Regions from separate parts of the Homo sapiens genome. Here region 1 is linked to region 2. The links are chromatin loops, found by intact Hi-C in ENCODE. Cell type or tissue: Caco-2. All regions are shown on one strand.

Region 1 (4,000 bases), 91 kb before region 2:
TCACAGTCTCCTGGGCTCAAGTGAACCTTCTCTTTAGCCTCCCAGAGTGCCAAGATTACAGGTGTGAGCCACCCGGCCCAGCTTGTGTGTATTTTTTTTTTTTTTGAGACGGAGTCTTGCTCCGTTGCCCAGGCTGGAGTGCAGTGGCATGATCATGGTTCACTACAACCTCCGCCTCCCGGGTTCAAGTGATTCTTGTGCCTCAGCTTCCTGAGTAGCTGGGATCACAGGTGTGTGCCACCATGCCCAGCTAATCTTTGTATTTTTAGTAAAGACAGGGTTTTGCCATGTTGGCCAGGCTGGTCTTGAACTCCTGGCCTCAAGTGATCTGCCCGCCTCAGCCTCCCAAAGTGCTGGGATTACAGGCTTATGTGTACTTTTGAGAGTCGTTTAGAGTCTTTTGTGAAATGAAGCAGGGGTATCAATAAGAACATATTTTTAAAACTGTGTCAAGAGCTTGCATTTGGCATCCCTGTCTGACCAACTTGCTGTTTGGGTCCCATGGAACGTACTCACCAGGCTCTTGGTGCTCTGAACAAGGCAGGTCCTCAGCCAGTCTCTCCCACACTCATCTGTACCCCAGGAGCTAGTTTGTCCCTAAACCTGTGTCCTTGTATTAAACATGATGTCAACAGGTGAACTAAGAGTGTGAAGAGAGGGTTCTGCAAATATAATGTGTTCTTTTTTTGTGTGTTTTTTTGAGATGGAGTTTCGCTCTTGTTGCTGCCCAGGCTGGAGTGCAATGGCATGATCTTGCTCACTGCAACCTCTGCCTCCCAGGTTCAAGTGATTCTCCTGTCTCAGCCTCCTGAGTAGCTGGGATTACAGGCATGCGCCGCCATGCCCGGCTAATTTTTTGTATTTTTAGAGACGAGGTTTCTGTATGTTGGTCAGGCTGGTCTTGAACTTGCGACCTCAGGTGATCCGCCCGCCTCGGCCTCCCAAAGTTCTGGGATTACAGGCGTGAGCCACCACGCCTGGCTATAATGTGTTCTATAAAAAGAAATGTGAAAAGAAAGTTTTATGAAAACTAAGTTAAATGCTTTGCTAAATGTGAATTGCTAAAAACATTGCTGTCAAATTAGGTGTGAGCGAGATGACAGTTAAACATTAGAGGAAGATCATAAACATCTAGAAGGATTCTGTACTTTGATTGCTTTACTGATGTCTTGAAGTTCTTACTTTGCTTTAGAAATTGTGGAGGCTGTGTTATGGGTAGGGTTTATGCAAGAAAGACGTCTGGGAACTTCAGTCTGTGGGCCCACACTCAAAGCAAAGGGCTTGGCTTTACATCAAAAGATCAGCAGTGACTGAATGTTTATAGGTTTTCAGTTAATAGAAAATGTTTTCAGTATGTGGAGCAGGTTCCATTTTTGATTCCCTGCTTTAACTGATTTTTTGATTAACCGAACAATTACTAGCTCCGATCACATAGGCCAGGAGGGCTTCTACTCTGTAATATTCTGGCCTCGCTGTTGGTGTCTTTATTTTGGTCTCGCTGTTGGTGTCTTTATTTTGGTTACTTTGTTTGATTCCAACAAATTTGTGAGAATTACTCATTTTGCAGTGAGGAGACTGAGCCCAGAGCATTCAAGTTCCTACAGCTAAGAAGTGGCAGGACTGGGATTGAAAGCTGGTGTCCATGCTGCTGAACCTGTGCAGACGGGGAGAGCAGGTATGGGTGCGGTGTGGACCGCGCTGTCAGGCACACTAGCGTGCGTGCGGGGCGCCCGCTGCACAAACGTATCTTCAGCCGATGCTCAGTGCTGCCTGGTGATTCTGTACCTCCTTTCTGAGGCTGCTGCCTTAGTGTGCTCTCCGTGGTTGGAGTCTTTTGTGTGCATCTTAGCTGTTGAAAAGGCGCCTATTAATTTATCACAGGTGATGTGTGCCTCCTTGTGCTCAGAGGAGGCGTCTGCACCCATGTACCTCACTAATGACAGGTTATGGGATGGAGAGGAGATAATAGGATCTTTTCATGTGATGTCTATATAGCAAGGTGCTATGCCCCTGGTAGCTTCTAGGGGGCAGCAGCCGCTTGTTGTTCTGTCTCTTGCTGGCGGGGAGAAGGTTGGACAATTGAGCAATTTGCTCTGGACTCCAGCTCTTAAAGTGGTGCCTGCAGGTCTCCAGGGAGTCACTGGAATCCGCATAAGTAAAGAAAATACAATATCCAGGATCTTTTATTTCTACTTTCTCTGCCCCCTCAGGTAAATCCTTTATCTGTGTTTCTATCAACATCCACAAATTCCTCATTGTCAGAGTTAAGGCAGCAAAGTTCACCTGCTTTGAAGATAAGAGAATAGAGATGTCTTTAAGAGAGTAAAATCTTTCTGTCAGATCTTACTTGTTGCCAAGAGCTAGACATTGATAACCCACTCAAATAATGTTTAGAGGTTTTGAAACTTTCCCCCATGGGCACGTGTCTTTAATTCTGTTGGGAATACCACTGTCATATGGTTGATTACCTGTTCTTCCTGTCAGCATTTCCCCCCAACCCCACTCCCTCCCCCTATCCAAACTAGTCTTACAGAGGTTTCTCTTCAATTCTAAATGACTTATTTCAGAAACACATGAAGGGGAACATTGCAGATGTGCCATTTTTTTGTTTTTTGTTTTTGTTTTTTTTTTGAGACGGAGTCTCGCTCTGTCACCCAGGCTGGAGTACAGTGGTGCGATCTCGGCTGTCTGCAAGCTCCGCCTCCCGGATTCATGCCATTCTCCTGCCTCAGCCTCCCGAGTAGCTGGGACTACAGGCGCCCGCCACCATGCCCTGCTAATTTTTTTGTATTTTTAGTAGAGACGGGGTTTCACTGTGTTAGCCAGGATGGTCTCGATCTCCTGACCTCGGCCTCCCAAAGTGCTGGGGTTACAGGCGTGAGCTGCCGCGCCCGGCCTTGGATGTGCCAGATTTTTAGATTGGGGGCCCAAGACTGACATATGGGCAACTTGTGCCTTGTCAGAGTGAGTCCCAGCTCCCTCCCCCCCAGAAGTGCACCTCCTACTGTGCCCTCTGAATGCTCCTGCCTGCCAGATCTTCCAGCTGTGTGGCTGAGGCAGGTGCCCAGGAGGAGAAAGGCTGGTTGCAGGCAGAACCAGATGGTTGCAGTCCACACGGGGAAGCAAATTGGCCGTGACATTTCAGCCATGTGAGGTTTATTTAGGATTAGCTAAGAATTCTCAGCCTTGACTCCACTGAGGGAGGAGCGGGTGACCTAGGGCCACTTTCTTGTGGCTTTGCATTCTTTCAGGCTTTCATCTGAAGATCCCAGGGTACTGGGGAAGGGTGGGAGTTTCCATCCAGCTCCACTGCAGAGAGTGGCATTCCTGAAAGACAAAGGCATGCCTCCTTTTTTTTTTTGAGACGGAGTCTCGCTCTGTCGCCCAGGCTAGAGTGCAGTGGTGCGATCTCGGCTCACTGCAAACACCGCCTCCTAGGTTCACGCCATTCTCCTGCCTCAGCCTCCCGAGTAGCTGGGACTACAGGCGCCCGCCGCCACGTCCGGCTAATTTTTTTGTAATTTTTTTTTGTTGTTAGTAGAGATGGGGTTTCACCATGTCAGCCAGGATGGTCTCAATCTCCTGACCTCATGATCCGCCTGCCTCGGCCTCCCAAAGTGTTGGGATTACAGGCGTGAGCCACCGCGCCCGGCAAAGGCATGCCTCTTAACCTCACCTCTCCAGCTCTCTGTTGTCTGAAAAATGGCAGTTAATAGAATTTGTTAATAAACAGAAGAAATAACGAGAAATAGTGGCACATCATTTGACAGTAAGGTGGTTTATAATTTCTGTTTATCAAATGATTCTCATTATTATTATTTCTATTGGATTTTTGAAGAATTCAGCCTGGTCCCCAGAGCCCCATTTGTAAGGCATTTTATTTCTTTATAATATCTAGAAATAACTTCAGTTCCAGTGAAATCCAGATCTGTGGTCCCATCCCACTCCCCAGCCCTGGTTCTCTCCCCTTCCTCTCTGCTTGTCTTCTGTGACCTCAGCG
Region 2 (4,000 bases):
TCCCTTTAACCAGCTCCGGCCCTCAGGGCCACAGCACAGTCTGTAACTTACTGTATATTTCCCCAGTGTTAAACATTATTGTACTTGTTTATATTTGAAAGAGCCAAAAGGGAAAATGAGAATGCAACTGAATGCTCCTTTTGGGAAAATTATCTTCATTTGCAGCCAGCGGCTGACAAGGCACACGAACCACCAGGTTTATAAAATTCCGTAGTGTACCAGTGACCATCAGCCTGTGCTGACATCGCAGATGCTGCTTTCTTCTCTAATGGCTGATTATGAACTGGTTAAAACAATGTCTTTCCCACCAGGGCTCCGAAAGGGGTTCCCCTTCCTGTTTAGTCGGAGCGATCGGCAGTCACTACACAGGCTGGAACCTGAGAGGCACAAACTCAGGGCGGGGGTATTCTCTGTTGTTGCCTGGCTTGCCTGTTGGTCCTGTCCCTGTTCTTCTTGGAAGGTGAAATTATGGGTAAAGCAGTCCCTTTGCAGCAAGCACCCCCTCTCTAGCTCCACTCTACTGACCTTCAGCTTTTGTCTTTGGAAGGTGGTACGTGATGCGCTGTGAACCCTGGAAGCATTTTCATCCAGCCCACCAATCTGTTGAGAGCATGGTGCTATCAGGGCAACCCGGTGGCTCTTCAGACTTCCCAGTGGTGAGGCTGTGCCTGCCCTTGGCCAGCTCCACTGTGTGAAGAGGGTAAAGAGGGGAACAGCTGCAGTTTTAAATGGGGATAGTCCTCAACTCCTCAGCACAGAGAAGGGAAAAAAGAGTCCAGGGCTGTTTAGAAAAGTTCGGGCATTTTCCTTTGACTAGCTGTGGTAGGGCATGAAAAGTTTGAGGGGTGGCTGCAGTCAACTCATATGCCAGTATGGTGCAGGGCGGAGCTGTGCTTTAAAGCATTAATGTGCACCATCTATTAGCCCCTAGGCATGGAGTATGAGGCACCATCCTTTTGAAGATGCTGATCCTCAGAACCTCCTTGTACTTCATCTACCCCCAGGGGCAAATATACCATGCTGTGGGCCTCTAATGGAGAGCTGCCGACCAGATGTGGAAAAGCTCTCGGCTGTAGTTTAAAAGCTCTGTGTTGCGGCTCGCTTGGATGTTGGGATTCCTGGAACAGCAAGGGCTGGCCGAGTGGTCTTTTGCAGACTAACAGTGACCTCCCACCTGCTTTTCCCACTCTCAGCAGCTGGAGTGCCTTTGTACACACAGCTACTTCCTGAGCTGGCCCCGTGTGACCGCTCCTTTCATACTTGAGCGCCACATTTCATTCTGTTCTTTGGGTTGGATGGGGCTCTCTTCCTCCTCCCAAGAGTCAGTGTCCCAAATTGGCTCAGACCCGGTGGAAATATCCCAGCTGTGTCCCCACTGGAAATGCGGCCTTCATGGGTTTTCATTTGCCTTTTATTCTTCTGTGGGCAAATCCTCTCCACATGGCATAGCCACTGCAGATGGCGCCCTGCCACTTCCTGATGTCCCATGTATGGTGTGGTTTAGAGTGTCGGGAGGATTTCAAGAAGGGAAAAGAAAAACTAGCCAAAGGCGATACAGGCAGCGTGTGATAGGCTAGAATAATAATCATCTGAAAGTTTGGGCCTGGCCTTGTTTTGATCTGTTTTCTTGTTTTATTTTCTTCTTTACATTCTATATCCCATTCATACTAATCACAGTCAGTCCTGATTTTTCTTTTTATTTCTGCATTTGTCATAAAATAAAGCAAATTATTCCCGTCTTCAGAAACGATCTAGACTAATTAGTCGTCTCACCCAATAATTAGTTTTTTGTTTCCCTGTCTGTTTTCGTGCATTATTGTTAGTTTTTTCCCCTCTTTTTTTTTTAACACCATTACAGATTAAAATGAGCCACATTTGCAGTTGATGGTATCTGTTTTCGGGGGAAGAATGGAGAATTGCAGTACCGAGCGACTTCAAAAGCAGCAATAAACTCAAGGATAAATTAAGGAAATTGAATGAGCCACATTTGGAAGCAGTGTTGAGGCTAATATTCTGTCGCTTAAGGTTAAATTGCAACTGAGAGAGGTTCCGGAGAATCTGAAATCGGGGAGGCAACTTACTAGGATGCGAGGCATTCTGTGGCTGTAAAGGTCTTTGCTCAGTGAAGATTCTGTTGCAGCTATGGACACTGACAAAAGGTACTCACCTGCAATGATGTCCTCTTCTCCCCAGGGCTGACAGATGAAGAGATTGATATGGCCTTCCAGCAGTCGGGCACTGCTGCCGATGAGCCTTCGTCCTTGGGCCCAGCCACACAGGTGGTTCCTGTCCAGCCCCCTCACCTCATATCTCAGCCATACAGTAAGTCACCCGCTCAAACTCCTGCTTAACCTTGATTGGGATTCAGGACTCTGGCCAAAGGGCAGTGTTCTGTATCTCCCAGACTTAGCAAACCAGGAGAAACTGGGAGCAGCAGAAAGCTCTTGGGTTTTTCCCAAGGAATGTGACACACCCCAGTCTTCTAGACAAACTTTTTAAAGTATGTGACAAAGGTTTAAGAAGAGACAAGGGATCAGAATAAATGATTTTATTGTTGTTTCAGGTATTTTGGTTACATGCAGAAAACCTGTACAACTATTTATTGATTCTGTTCCCATCTCCTCATACCAGTGCTTTTGAATGTTACTGTTTCACTAAAAACAGCGTGACCATCTGACTCATGGGTGCATTCTTGTTTGCTCACTGCAATAACCTGTCTCCCACTTCTATTTTTTTAAGTTAATATTTGTAAGTTTAGGTCAGCCTCCATTTCCCTCCCTCCCTTGTCCTGGCTATACTTTGTACGTTTATGTAGTAGCGGTCTGTTAGGGAATTTCAGGTTAAAACATGAAGTTCCTTTTTGAATGTTTCTTTTAATTATACGAGATCATGACCCATGAGGGGTCTTTCGTTGTCTTAAATGAAAGCTACTATAGGAATAAAGTTTCTTCAAACAAGTTATAAATGCATACCTCCAAAATGCAGCCAGAAGCCCTCCTTGAAATCACTTATAAAAAGTTTAAAAAGGCTAAAATTGACTACAAAGTTATGGAAAATAGCTCCATTTTGTTTCTTTAATGAAACTCAGCATTGGGCCGGGCACGTTGGCTCACGCCTCTAATCCCTGCACTTTGGGAGGCTGAGGCGGGTGGATCACCTGAGGTCAGGAGTTCGAGACCAGCCCGGCCAACATGATGAAACCCTGTCTCTACTAAAAATACAAAAAATTAGCCAGATGTGGTGGCAGGCGCCTGTAATCCCTGCTACTCAGGAGGCTGAGGAAGGAGAATTGCTTGAACCCGGGAGGTGGAGGTTGCAGTGAGCCGAGATCGTGCCACTGCACTCCAGACTGGGCAACAAGAGCGAAACTCTGCCTCAAAAAAACAAACAGGCAGGGTGCAGTGGCTCACATCTGTAATCCCAACACTTTGAGAGGCCAAGGCAGGCGGATCACTTGAGGTCAGGAGTTCGAGACCAGCCTGGCCAACGTGGTGAAACCGTGTCTCTACTAAAAATACAAAAAATTAGCCGGGCGTGGTGGCACACGCCTGTAATCCCAGCTCCTTAGGGGGCTGAGGCAGGAGAATCACTTAAACCCAGGAGGTGGAAGTTGCAGTGAGCCGAGATCACGCCGCTGCACTCCAGCCTAGGTGACAGAGTGAGACTCTGTCTCAAAAAAAATAAAATAAAATAAAGAAACTCAATACTGGATCTGTGATCTCTCAAAATGCCTTTTCTATAATTGTTATTCTCAGAAGTTTTATTTTTGCAAAAAATGATTTAAAACTGTTAGATATCAGATTTTAAGGCCGGGCGCAGTGGCTCCCGCCTGTAATCCCAGCACTTTGGGAGGCCGAGGCGGGTGGATCATGAGGTCAGGAGTTCGAGACCACCCTGGGCAACAAGAGCAAAACTCCATCTCAAAAAAACAGACAGGCCGGGCGCGGTGGCTCACGCCTGTAATCCCAGCACTTTGGGAGGCCAAGGCGGGCGGATCACT

Evidence for each region. Hi-C counts contacts between places; a loop is a spot of excess contacts. Peaks named below come from ENCODE experiments on the same cell type or tissue, not always from the same donor. Only the 100,000 strongest peaks of a DNase experiment are listed, where the experiment ranks them.
Region 1: it touches region 2 in a loop (2.6-fold over the local background); 4 of 110 quality-filtered maps call a loop at or near these places.

What each region holds. Positions count from the first base shown.
Region 1 is chr1:10,505,594-10,509,593 of GRCh38, forward strand. All of the region lies in intron 2 of PEX14 (peroxisomal biogenesis factor 14), which reads left to right. Among named protein-coding and RNA genes, the nearest start is that of PEX14, 33 kb to the left of the region's middle. RefSeq lists enhancers at 1,751-1,810, 1,841-1,900, 3,075-3,763. In Caco-2, CTCF peaks have their summits at 1,970 and 2,169; DNase peaks (open chromatin) are centred at 2,058, 2,468 and 3,208.
Region 2 is chr1:10,597,045-10,601,044 of GRCh38, forward strand. It overlaps PEX14 (peroxisomal biogenesis factor 14), which reads left to right. Exons shown (of 9, transcript NM_004565.3): 4 at 2,194-2,322. Among named protein-coding and RNA genes, the nearest start is that of PEX14, 120 kb to the left of the region's middle. In Caco-2, no CTCF peak of the experiment used is centred here; DNase peaks (open chromatin) are centred at 2,357 and 2,697; H3K4me3 peaks cover 1,136 bases.